Regions from separate parts of the Homo sapiens genome. Here region 2 is linked to region 1. Evidence: chromatin loops called from intact Hi-C (ENCODE). Cell type or tissue: heart right ventricle. All regions are shown on one strand. Links, peaks and the distances in the headings refer to the core of each region. The heading gives the core; the rest is flanking DNA. Region 1 holds the start of RIT1 (Ras like without CAAX 1). Region 2 overlaps GON4L (gon-4 like).

The links. Hi-C counts contacts between places; a loop is a spot of excess contacts. Peaks named below come from ENCODE experiments on the same cell type or tissue, not always from the same donor. Only the 100,000 strongest peaks of a DNase experiment are listed, where the experiment ranks them.
Region 2: it touches region 1 in a loop (2.3-fold over the local background); 2 of 110 quality-filtered maps call a loop at or near these places.

Annotation. Positions count from the first base shown.
Region 1 is chr1:155,905,707-155,914,480 of GRCh38, reverse strand. RIT1 (Ras like without CAAX 1) reads left to right here and starts at 3,132. Exons shown (of 6, transcript NM_006912.6): 1 at 3,132-3,238; 2 at 3,677-3,825; 3 at 3,975-4,031. The coding sequence starts at 3,720. KHDC4 (KH domain containing 4, pre-mRNA splicing factor) reads left to right here. Exons shown (of 14, transcript NM_014949.4): 14 at 161-1,436. The coding sequence ends at 360. In heart right ventricle, for the core only: a CTCF peak has its summit at 3,522; DNase peaks (open chromatin) are centred at 2,170, 3,080, 3,700 and 4,429; H3K4me3 peaks cover 1,976 bases; H3K27ac peaks cover 3,504 bases.
Region 2 is chr1:155,770,117-155,778,963 of GRCh38, reverse strand. GON4L (gon-4 like) reads left to right here. Exons shown (of 32, transcript NM_001282860.2): 15 at 1,144-1,342; 16 at 2,483-2,569; 17 at 3,791-3,962; 18 at 5,754-5,898; 19 at 7,747-7,897. Among named protein-coding and RNA genes, the nearest start is that of GON4L, 83 kb to the left of the region's middle. In heart right ventricle, for the core only: no CTCF peak of the experiment used is centred there; no DNase peak of the experiment used is centred there.

The DNA.
Region 1 (8,774 bases), core at 1-8,000:
TGATCTTCAACGTTTTTGGGTGACCATTGACCCTGTGACCTCAAAATGGTGTCCAACTAACCACTTAAAATTAACATCTTTTTTTTAATTAACGAATTTATGGTATTTTTTTTTTTCCCTTGGCGGGGATGGGGTTGGGGTTGTTTTTTCTCTATTCTAGATTATCCAGCCAAGAAGATGAAAACTACAGAGAAGGGATTTGGCTTGGTGGCTTATGCTGCAGATTCATCTGATGAAGAGGAGGAACATGGAGGTCATAAAAATGCAAGTAGTTTTCCACAGGGCTGGAGTTTGGGATACCAATATCCTTCATCACAACCACGAGCTAAACAACAGATGCCATTCTGGATGGCTCCCTAGGAAACAGTGGAACAGAGTTTTGACCCTCAGTGACTCTTCTTAGCAATAATGCATGCATTTGATTTAACAAGACTCTGGGGCCTGTGCTGGGAACCATCTGGACCTTTGCAGAAGTTAGAGATTCAGTGCCCCCCTTTCTTAAAGGGGTTCCTTAACAACCACAAAAATCCTTATTTCTGCAGTGGCATAGAATCTGTTAAAATTTAATTAGAATCACAAATTTATCTCAGAAGCTTTTTAACAGTTGGTGAAATGTGCTTGTCCAACAAAGCATCCTAACAGGGTCGTTCCCATACACATTTGACCTGGTCAGCCTTTTCCAGGTGAATAGCCCCAGTTCTGACATAAAGAAAGTTTTATTTGTATTTTACTACTGTTTGGTCAATTTTGATATATAACTGGTTACAAACAGAGCCTTACTATTTATTAGTGGGGAAATGATTTTAAGACCGTCCTTTTCAGTATTTAATTCTGACAGATCTGCATCCCTGTTTTGTTTTGGATTATTTCTGTTTTGGAAAATGCTGTCTCATTTAAAACTGTTGGATATAGCTGGATCCTGGATAGGAAAATGAAATTATTTTTTCATTGTGTTTTTTAATTGGGGTGATCCAAAGCTGGCACCTTCAGGCACATTGGTCTCATAGCCATTACTGTTTTTATTGCCCTTCTAAGATCCTGTCTTCAGCTGGGTCAGAGAAAACTTCTTGACTAAAACTGGTCAGAACTCATCACAGAAATGAAATACAGTGGTCTCTCTCTCCCAGAACTGGTTGCAGCTAAAACAGAGAGATCTGACTGCTGGCTATAGGATTTTGGACTTAATGACTGAAATTGCAAATTGTCCTTTTTCTTGGCATTACAGATTTTGCCAAAATAACTTTTTGTATCAAATATTGATGTGTGAAAGTGAAGGAGCTAGTCTGCTGAACCAGGAATAGTTTGAGATATTGAACTGTCATTTTTGCACATTTGAATACTTTGCAGGCTGGCTTTGTATAAACTTATCCTCTGGTTTCCTATATGTTGTAAATATTTAGACCATAATTTCATTATAAATAAATCTATAAATATTCTGCTTGTGGTTTCTCTGTTTTCTTCCACAACCCATCCATACACTGAAATTCATAAACTTTTTTACTCATAGCACAATGCAACTATAACATTACCAGAAAAATACATATACAGACCCCAAGGTTTGCATATAGTTCCCAGAGTTATGTAACTGCAAAATGTACCCTTAAAGTTCAAATGAAAAGGTTAAGGATTATTATGCTGGATATTTTCCATTTTCATATTTTAGCCCTCCTTTATTTAACAGCGTATTAAAAGGACTTCATGAATGAAGCGGGTTTTAAAGGAAATATGTTATTCTTGGAAAGACATTTTATTTTTTTTTGAGATGGAGTCTCGCTCTGTCACCCAGGCTGGAGTGGAATGGTGCAATCCTGGCTCACCGCAACCTCCTGGGTTCAAGTGGTTCTCCAGCCTCAGCCTCCTGAGTAGCTGGGATTATAGGCACCTACCACCATGCCCAACTAATTTTTATATTTTTAGTAGAGACAGGGAGTCACCATTTTGGCCAGGCTGGTCTTGAACTCCTGATCCTCAAGTGATCAGCCCACTTCAGCCTCCCAAAGTCCTGGGATTACAGGCGTGAGCCAGCACTCCTGGCCAGAAAGACTTAAATTTTGAGACGGAGTTTTGCTCTGTTGCCAGGCTGGAGTGCAGTGGCACCCTCTCAGCCAGCTAACTGCAACCTCCACCTCCCAGGTTCAAGTGATTCTCCTGCCTCAGCCTCCCGAGTAGCTGGGACTTATAGGCGCATGCCACCACACCCAGCTAATTCTTTTGTATTTTTAGTAGAGACGGTTTTACATGTTGGCCAGGATGGTCTCTTATTTCTTGACCTCATGACTCACCTGCCTCGGCCTCCCAGAGTGCTGGGATTACAGGTGTGAGCCACCGCGCCCGCCCGGCCCAGAAAGACATTTAAAAAGAACAGTGGTAGGCAGAGCTGCATGAGAACAATTTTCGTGTCAGTTTCTTCTAGCACCTGTGCTACGTAAATAGAGGGGAATATGGTTATAGTGGCTGCGCTTCAGTTCTGTATTTAACTCAAGGCCTCTGTTAACTCAGAGCTCTCTTTCCTGCCAGAGTGTGGTACATTTATTTAAAACAAGTTTTTGTGTGTCTTATACGTGTTTAAAATACATACAGAACTCTGATTAGGGAGTGTTGTGAACATCTGGTTTCTGAGAATGAATTTAGGTTTCAATAGCAAAAGTCATTGTGGCCGCTCCTTTAGGAAAGTCATTTTTCTCCTATGAGTAGTCATCCCCGGTAGACTTGACTGAAATCCTGTGTTTTAGGAGGATTTGGGGGGTGCCCCTGTCCTCCCTTCCTCTCATTACATTGGGTCAAATTAGTTTTGGGTTTTTTTTTTTCCCACAAGCAGCAAACAACCCTCGGTAAGTTGTTAATTTAAGTGTCCCTGCATGTCTCTTATCACGTACTCCCTTCCCTTTTGTGTAAATAATTTACTTTCTACTCGTGATTAAATACCCTTGTCTGTGAGTGCATACACCCTAGGTTGGGTAGGTGACCAGAGGACCTTCAGCGGTGGGTCCCGGAACTGGGTTTTAGGGACCTGGGAGGGGCGGGAAGAGGGCGGGGCAGGCTGTGGGCGTCACTGAGTGGCCCCGCCCCTCCTTCCGCGACTCGGGCGCCGGTGGCGCCATCTTACTCGGTTGCGGGAGGGGTCACAGGTCAGTGCCGGAGCCTCCGCGAGTGAAGGAAGACGAAGTGCGTGACCCGACCGGCTGTGGTGTTCCAGTCCCCACTGACCAGTAGGAGCAGCAGGGCGTCGGCTTGTGAGGTAGAGGGGTGGGGAGTCTGGCGGCGGAGCAGCAGCTGGGGGTGGGGAGGGGGTTCGGAGGAGAATGGGGAGGGGGCGGAACCTCTGGGTACCGCAGACGTGAGAGAACCCCTGCGGCCTAAGGGGCCGCATCCCTTTCTTCCCAAAACTTTCTCCTTGTCCCTACTGTGCCGAGACGTAAATTTATTTGTATCTTTTTATTTTTCTCTTTGGAAAAAGTAAAACCTGTGATGTGTCATGTGACTGAACTGTCTAGGAGGGAGGGTGAAGATGGGGGGGTTTCTTAGGGCCACCCGAAAGGGTGCAGTGGTGAGCAAGAGGGACAGGCCAGAGTAAGAGGGACAGGCCAGAATATGTATGGAAAGGTAAGGCACTGGCTTGAGGGCTGTCGCCGTGGTGTCTCCATCCTGGATTAAGCATTTCCTCCTCCTTTTCTAGGTGGCTTTTCCTCGGGGCAACCGAGGAAGGCCCCAAGAGGACAATGGATTCTGGAACTCGCCCAGTTGGTAGCTGCTGTAGCAGCCCCGCTGGGCTCTCACGGGAGTACAAACTAGTGATGCTGGGTGCTGGTGGTGTAGGGAAGAGTGGTAGGTAACATTTTCCATTTGACAGGAAGCATGGATGAAAAGTACTTAAATGACCAGATGGGATACTTGCTATCTTGCAATGTTAATACTTAAAATTCTCTCTGTGGGTCACCTTTGTGAGGATTTGACTTTTATTTCTTCTTTTGAAGCCATGACCATGCAGTTCATCAGCCACCGATTCCCAGAAGATCATGATCCCACCATTGGTAAGCCAGATCATCACTTATGTTTCCAAATATACCCCATAAAAATATCTTAATGAATATCAGTAGTTTCTAACTATTTATATTTTGAGGCTTTTTTGGAGTCTAATTCAGATTTATTTAGAAACAAGGGTATCAGCAGTTGGTAAGCAACTGAATATTTCTTTTTTTTTCAGACTTTATGTCATAAGCCATCTTTAGTCTTTGTCTCTTACTGAACATTAATGGGACAACTCTCTTTGTTGTATTTTTTTATGGTTGTATACAGGCCACTTAACGAAGCCTTTTCTTGCTGTCACTTCTCTAAGGGTATGACTTGAGACTCGCTCTGTAACTGTGAGTCAGCTGGTTTGAACTTCCACAAAAGGAAGCAGAGAAACAAGTAGAGCCAGGCTGCTGAACTCTTACAACCCAGACATGCCAAGCCTGGACATCTTGCACTTGGAGCTCTTGGTTTACTTCCTTATACCTTAAGTTCATTACGTAGTAATGTCTTCTCCCATGTCTGTCTGTTGTTTTTTTTTTTTTTTTGAGATGGAGTCTCGCACTGTCTCCCAGGCTGGAGGGCAATGGTGCGATCTCCGGTCACTGTAACCTCCGCCTCCCGGGTTCAAGCAATTCTCCTGCCTCAGCCTCCTGAGTAGCTGGGATTACAGGCATCTGCCACCACACCCGGCTAATTTTTGTATTTTTAGTAGAGATGGGATTTCACTATGTTGGCCAGGCTGGTCTCAAACTCCTGACCTCAAGTAATCCATCCACCTCAGCCTCGAAAAGTACTGGGATTACAGGCGTGAGCCACTGTGCCTAGCCCTCCGATGTCTTTTATGGTCCTTAACTCTTGTTGCAGAACGCTAATAGAGTAAAAAAGTCATTTTGTTTGCTTTGACTTTTTTATTTTTTAATTGCTAATCTCTACAAAGACTAAGAACATTACTGTCATTCCTAAACCATAAGGAAGCAGGTTTGATTCTAAGGGTTTATATCCTAATATGAAAGAAAAATGGATGTGGGAATGGGAGAGGGCACAGAAAGTCAGCTGTACTGTTATTTTCTTTTTTTGTTTTTTTTTTTGGAGACGGTGTCTCACCCTGTTGCCCGGGCTGGAGTGCGGTGGCACAATCTCGGCTCACTACAAGCTCCACCTCCCAGGTTCATGCCATTCTCCTGCCTCAGCCTCCCGAGTATCTGGGACTACAGGCGCCCGCCACCAAGCCCGGCTAATTTTTTTTTGTATTTTTAGTAGAGATGGGATTTCACCGTGTTAGCCAGGATGGTCTCAATCTCCTGACCTCGTGATCTGCCCACCTCGGACTCCCAAAGTGCTGGGATTACAGGCGTGACCACTGCGCCGGGCCTTATTATTTTCAGTATGTGACACTCTTTGCCATGATCCTAGTTCTCTAGGAAGGATTTCCATTGGGTCAGGCCTCTGCTGCTCTGTTTCCCGCAAAGCCAATAATGTTTTGTGGTGGCCCAGCTTTGATATGGTCATTTCATAGAGCACATGATTCCAGGGATGGGAAAAATAGAAAAAGTCTTGACTTTTTCATGTACTATATCAAATTTAGAACACTGTTCAGAGATTCAGGCCAGGCGCGGTGGCTCATGCCTGTAATCCCAGCACTTTGAGAGGTCGAGGCGGGTGGAGCACCTGAGGTCAGGAGTTCGAGACCAGCCTGGCCAACATGGTGAAACCCCATCTCTACTAAAAATACCAAAACTAGCCGGGCGTGGTGCTGGGTGCCTGTAATCCCAGCTACTGCGGGGGCTGAGGCAGGAGAATTGCTTGAACCTGGGAGGCGGAGGTTGCAGTGAGCCGAGATAGTGCCATCACACTCCAGCCTGGGGGATAAGAGCAAGCTTTTGTCTCAAAAAAAAAAAAAAAAATTGTTCAGAGATTCAAATTATGGCGGGAGTTCTAGGAATAAAATGAATTTAGGGCTTACGCATATGTACTTGAGAACTCCAAAAGCATCTTTTCCTTTCTTTTTTTTTGAGACAGAGTCTGACTCTGTCATCCAGGCTGGAGTGCAGTGGCGCCGTCTTGGCTCACTGCAAGCTCCGCCTCCCGGGTTCACGCCATTCTCCTGCCTCAGCCTCCTGAGTAGCTGGGACTACAGGGGCCCATCACCACGCCCGGCTAATTTTTTGTACCTTTAGTAGAGACAGGGTTTCACTGTGTTAGCCAGGATGGTCTCGATCTCCTGACCTCGTGATCTGTCTGCCTTGGCCTCCCAAAGTGCTGGGATTACAGGCGTGAGCCACCGTGCCCGGCCGCGTCTTTCCCTTTCTTTAAAGTAAAACTCAAATACTCGTCTCCTGTAAGAGTTATCTGTATTTTTTTTTTTGTTTTTTTTTTTTAGATGGAGTCTCACTGTCGCCCAGGCTAGAGTGCAGTGGCATGATCTCGGCTCACTGCAGGCTCCGCCCCCCCGGGGTTCATGCCATTCTCCTGCCTCAGGCTCCAGCGTAGCTGGGACTACAGGCACCCGCCACCTCGCCTGGCTAATTTTTTGTATTTTTAGTAGAGACGGGGTTTCACCGTGTTAGCCAGGATGGTCTCGATCTCCTGACCTTGTGATCCGTCCGCCTCGGCCTCCCAAAGTGCTGGGATTACAGGCGTGAGCCACCGCATCCGGCCAAGTTATCTGTTTTAATCAATTTTCCTCCAGTTAACTACTCTCCTGGCAATATTATCTGATTCAACAGCAAATACTTATGTCTTCTGAGTTTCTATTATGTGCCAAGCACTGCTTACCCTCAGGGTACAGTGGTGATCAAAAAGATGAGGTTTCTGTTCTTGAGTTTCTAATTTAGTGCATTTGATTTCAAGCTCTGGCTGTAAACTCAGAAAAACTTTACATTGTAACTGGTAGAGATATAAAAGCATACAAGGCCGGGTGCGGAGGCTTACGCCTGTAATCCTGAGCCTGCAATCCTGTAATCGAAGCACTTTAGGAGGCCAAGGCACCTGAGGTCAGGAGTTCAAGACCAGCCTGGCCAACATGGTAAAACCCCATCTCTACTGAAAATACAAAAATTAGCTGGGCGTGTTACTGCTGCATGCCTGTAATCCCAGCTACTCAGGAAGCTGAGGTGGGAGAATTCCTTGAACCCAGAAGGCAGAGGTTGCAGTGAGCCGAGATTGCACCACTGCACTCCGCCCTGAGCGACAGAGTGAGACTTTGCCTCAAAAAAAAAAAAAAAAAGCATATGAATGTGTGCATATGTATATATAAATTATATACACAAGCGCATGTGTATGTGTAGCTAAAATATTATGAAACTTTACCTCACTACATCTGGTGCACTCTGATATTTTCTTTTCTTTTCTTTTTTTTTGAGACAGGGTCTCACTCTGTTGCCCATGCTGGAGTGCAGTGTTGTGATCTTGGCTCACTGCAGCCTGGACCTCCTGGGTTCAGGTGATCCTCCCGCCTCACCCTACCAAATACCTGGGACTGCAGGCGTAGGCCACTAAGCCCAGCTAATATTTTTGGATTTTTAGTAGAGATGAGGTCTCGCTCTATTGCCCAGGCTGGTCTCAAACTCCTGAGCGCAAGTGATCCTCCCACCTGGACCTCCCAAAGCACTGAGATTACAGGCGTGAGAGCCACTGTACCTCACCCACTCTGGTATTTTCTTTCTTTTTTTTTCTTTTTTTCTTTTTTTTTTTTTTTTTTTTTTGAGACGGAGAATTTCACTCCTGTTGCCCAGGCTAGAGTCCAGTGGCACAATCTTGGCTCACTGCAACCTCCACCTCCCAGTTCAAGCGATTCTCCTGCCTCAGCCTCCCAAGTAGCTGGGATTACAGGCGCCTGTGACCACATCCAGATAATTTTTGTATTTTTAGTAGAGATGGGGTTTCACCACATTAGCCAGGCTGGTCTTGAACTCCTGACCTCAGGTGATCCACCCGCCTCAGCCTCCCAAAGTGCTGGGATTACAGGCATGAACCACTGTGCCTGGCCTGGTATTTTCTATTTTTATTTAGGTTTCTGCTTGTTTATTTTAATGCTGGTCCCGGCCCATTAAGTAGATTTCACAACTCACTAATCCTAATGAATAATTGAGAAGCATTGATTTAATGAGCTCTTCATCTTTGAGGAAGAGACAGAAGCAGGAATTCAAGAAAAAATGTTAAAAGGAAATACATTGAGATGTAAGCAGCAGTTGTTAAGTGAATGAAATATTGCGTGGCTTTTTTTTTCTTTTTAGTTTTCTATATTTTCCAAGGTTACTATAGTAATATGCATAAAGAAATTTGCTTTCAGAAAAGAGAAATTACGAAACTGTGGATTATTTAGAAAATAGTCAGTTAGACCGGGTGCAGTGGCTCACGCCTGTAATCCCAACACTTTGGGAGGCTGAGGCAGGTGGATCATTTGAGGTCAGGCGTTCAAGACCAGCCTGGCCAACATGGTGAAACCCTGTCTATACTAAAAATACAAAAATTAGCCGGGCAATAGTGGCATGTGCCTGTAATCCCAGCTACTCAGGAGGCTGAGGCAGGAGAATCCCTTGAGCCTGGGAGGCAGAAGTTGTGGTGAGCCGAGATCATGCCACTGCACTCCAGTCTGGGTGATAGAGTGAGAGCCTGTCTCAAAAAAAAAAAAAATAGTGAATTATATATTTTTTTCCTTTTTTGTAGTATTGAGGAGGAAGTATAACACATGGTTAATAATGCTTTTCAGTTCAGCAATCTTGGATTTTAATCCTCATTCTGTCACTAATTAACTAATT
Region 2 (8,847 bases), core at 1-8,000, 140 kb after region 1:
CAAGGAATCCCCGATATTACAGCAGTAGATAAATAAGAAAATGTAGTATCCCACCAGGGAATACTATACAGCCATAAAAAGGTATGATATCATGTCCGTTTCAGGGACATGGATGGAGGTGAAGCCATCAGCAAGCTAACGTAAGAACAGAAAAACAACACTGCATGTTCTCACTTATAAGTAGGAGCTGAACAATGAGAACACATGGGCACAGGGTGGGGAACAACACACACTGGGGCCTGTTGGGGGAGCGGGGGAAGGGAGAGGATCAGGATAAACTGCTAATGCAGCTGCACTTAATACCAAGGTGATGGGTTGATAGGTGCAGCAAACCACCAAGGTGCACGTTTACCTGTGTAACAAACCTCCATGTCCTGCACATGTATTCTGAAACTTAAAATTAAAATTTTGAGGGCTAGGCATGGTGGCTTACGCCTGTAATCCCAGCACTTTGGGAAGCCGAGATGGGTGGATCATGAGGTCAGGAGATGGAGACCGTCCTGGCTAACACAGTGAAATCCCATCTCTACTAAAAATACAAAAAATTAGCTGGGCGTGGTGGCACGTGCCTATAGTCCCAGCTACTTGGGAGGGTGAGGCAGGAGAATTGCTTGAACCCTGGAGGCGGAGGTTGCAGTGAGCTGAGATCGTGCCACTGCACTCCAGCCTGGGCGACAGAGCGAGACTGTGTCTCAAAAAATATTTAAATTTTGAAAAAAAAATGCAAGGCAGTGCAGCCTGAGTGGATAGGGAAATGGGACAAGCTGAACCTGGGATGGGAGTAACAAGTAAATGAGAGAAGAAATGAGAATGATGAGTTCCCACCAGCTCCTTGGCTGCTTTCTTATCCAGATATTTCTCTGTTCCTAGCATTTTAATTTTTTCTTTATTTGTATATTATTTAGAAGAGGAATTTTAGAGGAATGGGATAGAGTGTAATATAGAATCATCATATTTGATGCATGCTAACTACTTTGGCAAAAGATTTGTAAAAGGCTGAGAGTTTGACTGTTGGCTAAAGTGAGATGGGGGATTAGTAGGGAATGAAAATTGTTCAGGCTCTTTGCTCATCATTGGAACGAATTGGATGTGTTGTGGACCTACGGAAACACTCAAATTCAGTCATCTCCCTGTTGGGAATAGGTTTGAGGAACCACTGGCCAACCTGTTAAATGAACAACATCGGACAGTGAAGGAGCTATTTGAACAGCTGAAGATGAAGAAATCTTCAGCCAAACAGCTGCAGGAAGTAGAGAAGGTTAAACCCCAGAGTGAGAAAGTTCATCAGACTCTGATTCTGGACCCAGCACAGAGGAAGAGACTCCAGCAGCAGATGCAGCAGGTAGGACTTTTCTTGGTCATGTTAACATTGGATTTTTTTTTTTGAGACAGAGTCTGGCTCTGTCTCCCAGCCTGGAGTGCAGTGGCCCGATATCGGCTCACTTCAACCTCTGCTTTCTGGGCTCAAGCATTTCTCCTGCCTCAGCCTCCCAAGTAGCTGGGATTACAGGCATCCACCACCACACCCAGCTAATTTTTGTATTTTTAGTAGAGACAGGGTTTCACCATATTGGCCAGGCTGGTCTCGAACTCCTGACCTTGTGATCCGCCCGCCTCGGCCTCCTAAAGTGCTGGGATTACAGGCGTGAGCCACTGCGCCCTGCTGTTAATACTGGATTATACCAAGGCCTAACTCTGAGGCCAGAAATTAACAGCTTTGTAAAAGTCAGAGATAGTTACCTTACCACCTCCTAAAACCATAGTATCTTCACATCATTAGGAGCTCGAGAAGTCATCATGTTCATGCCTTATGGCTCAAGGAAGAGAGCACACAAGGACACTAATGGTATTCAGAAATATAGATTTCAAAGAGTCCTTAGTAATCTATTCTGAAATTTAACAACCTTCACTGTGAGAAGTAGGTTTGTTTTTCCTTTTTCTAACCTCAGTCCCTCTGGATTGAGGTTAAGCTTCCTCTGGTTCTGTCATTTTGTTCAAGGGAACATGTCTGAGAGATTTATGCCAAGATCCTATGTTATTTTCATACTCCTTTCAGAAAGCAAAATATATGTGATAAAGTTGCAAACATCTTGGTTATTGTCTCTCTGGGGGCTGGGTTACGGTGGCTCACACCTGTAATCCCAGCACTTTGGGAGGCTGAGGTGGGAGGATTGCTTGAGCCAGGGAGTTCGAGAGCAACCTGAGCAACATAGTGAGACCCTGTCTCTGCAAAAAATAAAAATAAATTAGCCAGGCATGGTGCCATGCATCTGTGGTCCCAGCTACTCAGGAGGCTGAGGTGGGAGGATTGCTTGAGCACAGGAAGTTGAGAGGGCGTGGAGCCATGATTGCATCACTGCACATCAGCCTGAGTGACAGAGAGAGATCCTTTCTCCAAGAAGAAAAAAAAAAAAGATCTCTCTGGATTCCTGAAATGACAATGTGGTAACATGTCACTTCATCATTTTCTTTCCATCCCCAGCACGTTCAGCTCTTGACCCAAATCCACCTTCTTGCCACCTGCAACCCCAACCTCAATCCGGAGGCCACTACCACCAGGATATTTCTTGTAAGTTTCCAAATATCCATAACTCTAAAGACTAGAGTATGAAATTAGCTTGGCAGGTTATTTCTCAGTTATTCACTGATCATAATCTATATTTATTCTTCTCTCGGGTATTTTTGATTGTTTTGCCTGCTTTCTGTTAAGGCTTCCTGTGTTTGCTGAGAGAACGTAAGCCACTGATTCCCATGAAAGGACAAGGAGTGTATTCAATTTTCTTAATACTGTCTTTCTGATATTTTTATTGAATCCTCCTCATCTTTAGATCCAACCTAACTTCTTAGGTTTTTGGTACCACTGTTCGTTTTATAGATGTTGAGACTGGGCACGGTGGCTATGCCTGTAATCCCAGCACTTTGAGAAGCCAAAGCAGGCAGATTATATGACCCCAGTAGTTCCAGACTAGCTGGGGCAACATGCCGAAAGCCCGTCTCTACAAAATACAAAAATTAACCAGATGTGGTGGTGCGTACCTGTAGTCTCAGCTACTTGGGAGGCAGAGGTGGAAGGATAGCTTGAGCCTAGGAGGTGAGGGTTACAGTGAGCTGAGATCGCGCCACTGCACTCAAGCCTGGGCAGCAGAGTGAGACCCAGTCTCAAAATAAATAAATAAATAAAATAAAAGTAATAGTCCTAATTCTTGGCTGGGTGCGGTGACTTGTGCCTGTAATCTCAGCACTTTGGTAGGCTGAGGTGGCTGGATCACTTGAGGTCAGGAGTTCGAGAACAGCTTGACCAACATGGTGAAATCCAGTCTCTACTTAAAATACAAAAAATAGCCGGGCGTGGTAGCGGGCGCCTGTAATTAATCCCAGCTACTCGGGAGGTAGATGGAGAAGAATCGCTTGAGCCCAGGAAGTGGAGACTTCAGTGAGTCAAGATCGCACCACTACGCTCCAGCCTGGGCGACAGAGCGAAACTCCGTCTCGAAAAAAAAAAAAAAAATGAGTCCTCATTCTTCATAATCTTACTTCTAGTTCAGGAGCTAGACCATATATTCCTTAGTGTTTCTCACTAAGTCTAAAAGTAAAACAAGAATACAATCCCTGAATATCTGGGAACTCAGGCATAATCTTAACAGAGTAGTTTATTGTGAAAGACTTTATGATGATTTTTACCTGTTTTTATCCTGTAGTAGGAAGGTCAGCTTCTCATTTAGATTCTGAAGGCTACTGGTATTAATTGTCTGGAATTGTCTTAAATCTTTCTTGTGTCCTGTTTTCCCAGAAAGAGCTGGGAACCTTTGCTCAAAGCTCCATCGCCCTTCACCATCAGTACAACCCCAAGTTTCAGACCCTGTTCCAACCCTGTAACTTGATGGGAGCTATGCAGCTGATTGAAGACTTCAGCACACATGTCAGCATTGACTGCAGCCCTCATAAAACTGTCAAGAAGACTGGTAGGAGACAGATGTGTCAGCTTTAAGTTTTTACTTGCGGTGAGAGGTGGTGGGAATCTTATCCCATAGATAACTAAGGATACTTGCCTAGGAATGGAGGACACAGGACATTTGTAATTTCTTCCTTCTCTCTTTTATCCTCCCTTTGTACTCATTATCCAAGTTCTAGAATTACATGATAATCTCTGGGCCTGGGTAAAGTGTGGAGGCAGTGGACAGTATAGGAATATGGGAGGTAGAGATCTGAGGCTCAGTGCTAAGAATTGGACTACAGCAATATGAGGGGTAAGTATTAGGAGTCAGATCGAGATAAACTGGGGCCTGGTAAAGATGAAAGTCAGGTGGTAAAGTTTGGTCATGTTTAGCTTTTTACTGTCTTCATTAAGATCAACTAAGGCCAGGCGCGGTGGCTCACGCCTGTAATCCCAGTACTTTGGGAGGCCGAGGCACGGGGAACACAATGTCAGGAGATGGAGACCATCCTGGCGAACACAGTGAAACCCCGTCTCTACTAAAAATACAGAAATTAGCCAGGCATGGGGGCACGCGCCTGTAGTCCCAGCTACTCGGGAGGCTGAGGCAGGAGAATCGCTTGAACCCAGGAGGCAGAGTTTGCAGTGAGCCAAGATAGCATCATTGCACTCCAGCCTGGGCGACAGAGCGAGACTCAGTCTCAAAAAAAAAAAAAAAAAAATCAACTAACTTTATTTACCATACTGACTGCAGCATAAGTGATATCTCCATTCTGAATGAAATATTGACTTGCAAGTTAGGCATAAGTTAGAGATTATACATTTGCCATGTTCAGTATTTTAAAGAAATTTGCAAGTTTAGATTCTACCTTGCATTAGTTTAGTATTTTTTAGAAAATACTTGCTATTTACTTAAGCCAAATATTTGCTTCTGATTTGTTTCTTGATTTAGCAAATTAGTTGTGGTTTGTTCTGGATTTGGGTTTGTCTTTGGATTCTATTTTAAATCCCTGAGTCTTATCGTTAAGTTGAAAATAGTTGTATTTAAGTGTATTATATCATAGACACGGATCCCAAACTGCTTTAACAGCTATATTAAATGATATGAAATGGTAATGAAAACTTGATTTAACACCAAATTATAATAATATCTTACACATCTGTTGACCTGTTGCTTTCTTCTGGGGATATAAAAATAACACTTATGGAAGGAGAAATATGGATATAGTAGTTTTGTCTCTAGAAATGCAGAGGTGCCTGAAAGTGAGAGGCTGAGAGAGGGAGAGAGAAATGAATGAGACTGAATTGTCTCCTTCCTTTTATGGTTCTTTTGTTCCCAGCCTCAGGAGGAATCTGGGAGAACTTAAGTAAGAATCAAATAAAAGTAAAATTTGGAATACCAGATTTGTGAGGGAGATTAAAGAAGTTGGAATCTTATTCTGGAAGAAAGAAAGCATTGTTGAAGGTCTCTTATCCTTCAAGTATTTAAGGGGGGAAGGAGGTAAAACATTTTTGAGCATACGCTATTGTTAGCACCTTATTTTACTAGGTGCTTTTTAAGTGTTTGTTTTACTTAGTGAATAAAGTGTTCCACATAAGAAAGAATGAGTCAACTTTTATTGCCATTGAATGGGACTCCCTTTAGATATAATGTTAGCTTAAGAAAGACTGGAAACTTTTGGGGGGATGGTGGGCAGATGGGAGGGAATCAAGTTAGGTAAGGATAGCTCCTACCTAAATGCAAAAATGCATTCACAGGCTTTTATGAAGCCCTCTTTTGTCCTAGAAGTTGATTTATCCGAGATTTATTTTCTTATAGCGAATGAATTTCCCTGTTTGCCAAAGCAAGTGGCTTGGATTCTGGCCACAAGCAAGGTTTTCATGTATCCAGAGTTACTTCCAGTGTGTTCCCTGAAGGCAAAGAATCCCCAGGATAAGATCGTCTTCACCAAGGCTGAGGACAAGTAAGTGTTTACTCTGGGGGATCAAAACAGCAGAACATCCCAAGGAGAAGATGTAGTTCCTTTGAGGAGTTTAGGGGAAGTAAGACTTGTATAATAAGACACGGACACAAAAGACAAAAGGAAAAGCAATATAGATGAGCAGAGCCCTCTAGGACGTGCTTGTTCTAGCAGTGCCAAATACTGCTTTTTGGGAGATGTCACACACATTTTTAAAGCATTTTAGACCGGACATGGTGGCTCACACCTGTAATCCCAGCACTTTGAAAGGCCAAGGCAGGAGGTTCGCTTTTATTTTATTTTATGTTATTTATTTATTTATTTAGAGGCAGAATCTTACTGTGTCACCCAGGCAGTCACAGCTCACTGCAGCCTTGAACTCCTGACATCAAGCGATCCTTGCACCTCAGCCTCCACGGAGCAGCTGAGACCACAGGCGTGTGCCACCATACATGGCTAAATTTTTTTTTTTTTTTTTGTAGAGATGAGGGTCTCTCTGTGTTATCCAGGCATCTCTCAAACTCCTGGACTCAAGGCATCCTCCCACCTTGGCCTCCCAAAGTGCTGGGATTACAGGCATGAGCCACCACACCCACCAGATTATGAACATTTTTATGGCCCTTTGTGTGTATTGCCACACTGTTATCAGCACATATGTGTATATGTAACCACGATCATATATGTTGTTAGAGGGTAGTATTGGTGCCGGTTTAAGTTGTCTGACAGGGTACCTATTCATTTTGTATTAGTTTTATTAGAATTATTCTCCTTCCTTTCTATTCTCTTTGAACTTCCTTTGTATTGTTAGTATACAGCTCGTCATGATACAGCTCATCATGATCTCACGTTTATTAATGATTTATGCCTAGTTTCTTATGTTCCCACATAATTGTGAAGTATTTGATTTTTTTTTTTTAAACAGAGTTTCACTTTTGTCACCCAGGCTGGAGTGCAATGGTGCGATCTCGGCTCACTGCAACCTTCGCCCCCGGTTTCAAGTGATTCTCCTGACCAAGTAGCTGGCATTACAGGCACCTACCACTACACCTGGCTATTTTTTGTATTTTTAGTAGAGACGAGGTTTCACCATGTTGGCCAGGCTGGTCTCGAACTCCTGACTCAGGTGATCTGCCTGCTTCGGCATCCCAAAATGCTGGGATTACAGGCGTGAGCCATTGCGCCTGGCCTTATTCTTATTCATAATACTTAATCAGTACTCACTAAGTATCTGAAATTTTCTGTTGAGTAGTCACCAACTTGTACAAGAATTAGATTTACAAAAAGTAGATTGACCAGGCATGGTGGGCTTACAACTGTAATACCAGCACTTTGAGAGGCTGAGGCAGGAGGATCGCTTGAGGCCAGGAGTTTAAGATTAGCCCAGGCAACATAGTGAGAACTGGTCTCTACAAATAATGGAAGAAAAAAATTAGCCCGGCATGGTGGTGAACGTCTGTGGTCACAGATACTTGGGAGGATGAAGTACGGGAATCGCTTGAGCCCAGGCATTCAAGGCTGCAGTGCGCTGTAATCATGCCACCCGCTCTCCAACCCGGGCAACAGAGCAAGACCCTGTCTGAAAAAAAATGAAAAGGTAGATTGGGCCACACACCATGGCTCATGCCTGTAATCCCAGCACTTTGGGAGGCTGAGACTGGAGAATTGCTTCAGCCTAGGAAGTAGAGGTTGCAGTGAGCTGCGATGGTGCCACTGCACTCCAGCCTGGGTGACAGCGTGAGACCTTGTCTCAAGAAAAAAATGAAAGAGTAGATTGTAAAATGTGTTAGTCTGGGGAGACCCTTTAGAAGGAAGGACTGTGAAGTGAGATTTAGTGTTATTCTCCTTTCTCAGTTTGTTAGCTTTAGGACTGAAGCATTTTGAAGGAACTGAGTTTCCTAATCCTCTAATCAGCAAGTACCTTCTAACCTGCAAAACTGCCCACCAACTGACAGTGAGAATCAAGAACCTCAACATGAACAGAGCTCCTGACAACATCATTAAAGTGAGTGTTTCCTGCATGCGCCATCCGGGCACCTCACCAATATGTACCCATTCTTTTATCTTGTTATTCTCAAAGAAAAGAGGAACCTTCTTTTATCTAAAGCTAATTTCTCCCACTTTACACTAGATTAATTCCCCTATTGCCTTTTGGGCAATATTCCGCTGGCAGTATTCCACTTATTTGCTTTTTGTTGTTGTTGTTGTTAGACAGACTCTTGCTCTGTCACTCAGGCTTGAGTAGAGTGGCGCAATCTTGGCTCACTGCAGTCTTTACCTCCCAGGTTCAAGCGATTCTCCTGCCTCGGTGTCTCCTGCCTCAGCGTCCCAAGTAGCTTGGATTACAGGCATGCACCACCACACCTGGCTAATTTTTGTATTTTCAGTAGAGATGAGGTTTCACCATGTTGGCCAGGCTGGTCTTGAACCTCTGACCTCAAGTGATCCACCCGCCTTGGCCTCCCAAGGTGCTGGGATTACAGGCATGAGCCACCGCACCTGGTTTCTTCTTTTTTATTTAGATATTTATGTTGTGTTTTTAGAGACGGGTTCTTGCTCTATCATCCTGTTTGGAGTGCATTGGCTCAGTCATAGGTCACTGTAGCCTCAAACTCCTGGGTTCAAGTGATCCTTCCACTTTAGCCTTCCAAGTATCCTGGACTACAGGCGTGTTCCACCAAGGCTAGCTCATTATTTTATTTTGTGTGGAGATGCTGTGTCACTTTGTTGCCCAGACTGGTCTTGAAGTTTTGACATGTGTCAGTCCGCCTGCCTCAGCTTGGCCTCCCAAAGTGTTGGGATTACAGGCGTGAGCCACTATGCCCAGCCTTTTGTTTTGTTTTGTTTTTGTTTTTTTCTTGAGAAAGGGTCTTACTCTGCTACCCAGGCTGGAGTACAGTGGTACAGTCATAGCTCACTGTAAGCTCCAGCTACTGGGCTCAAGCATTCCTCCCA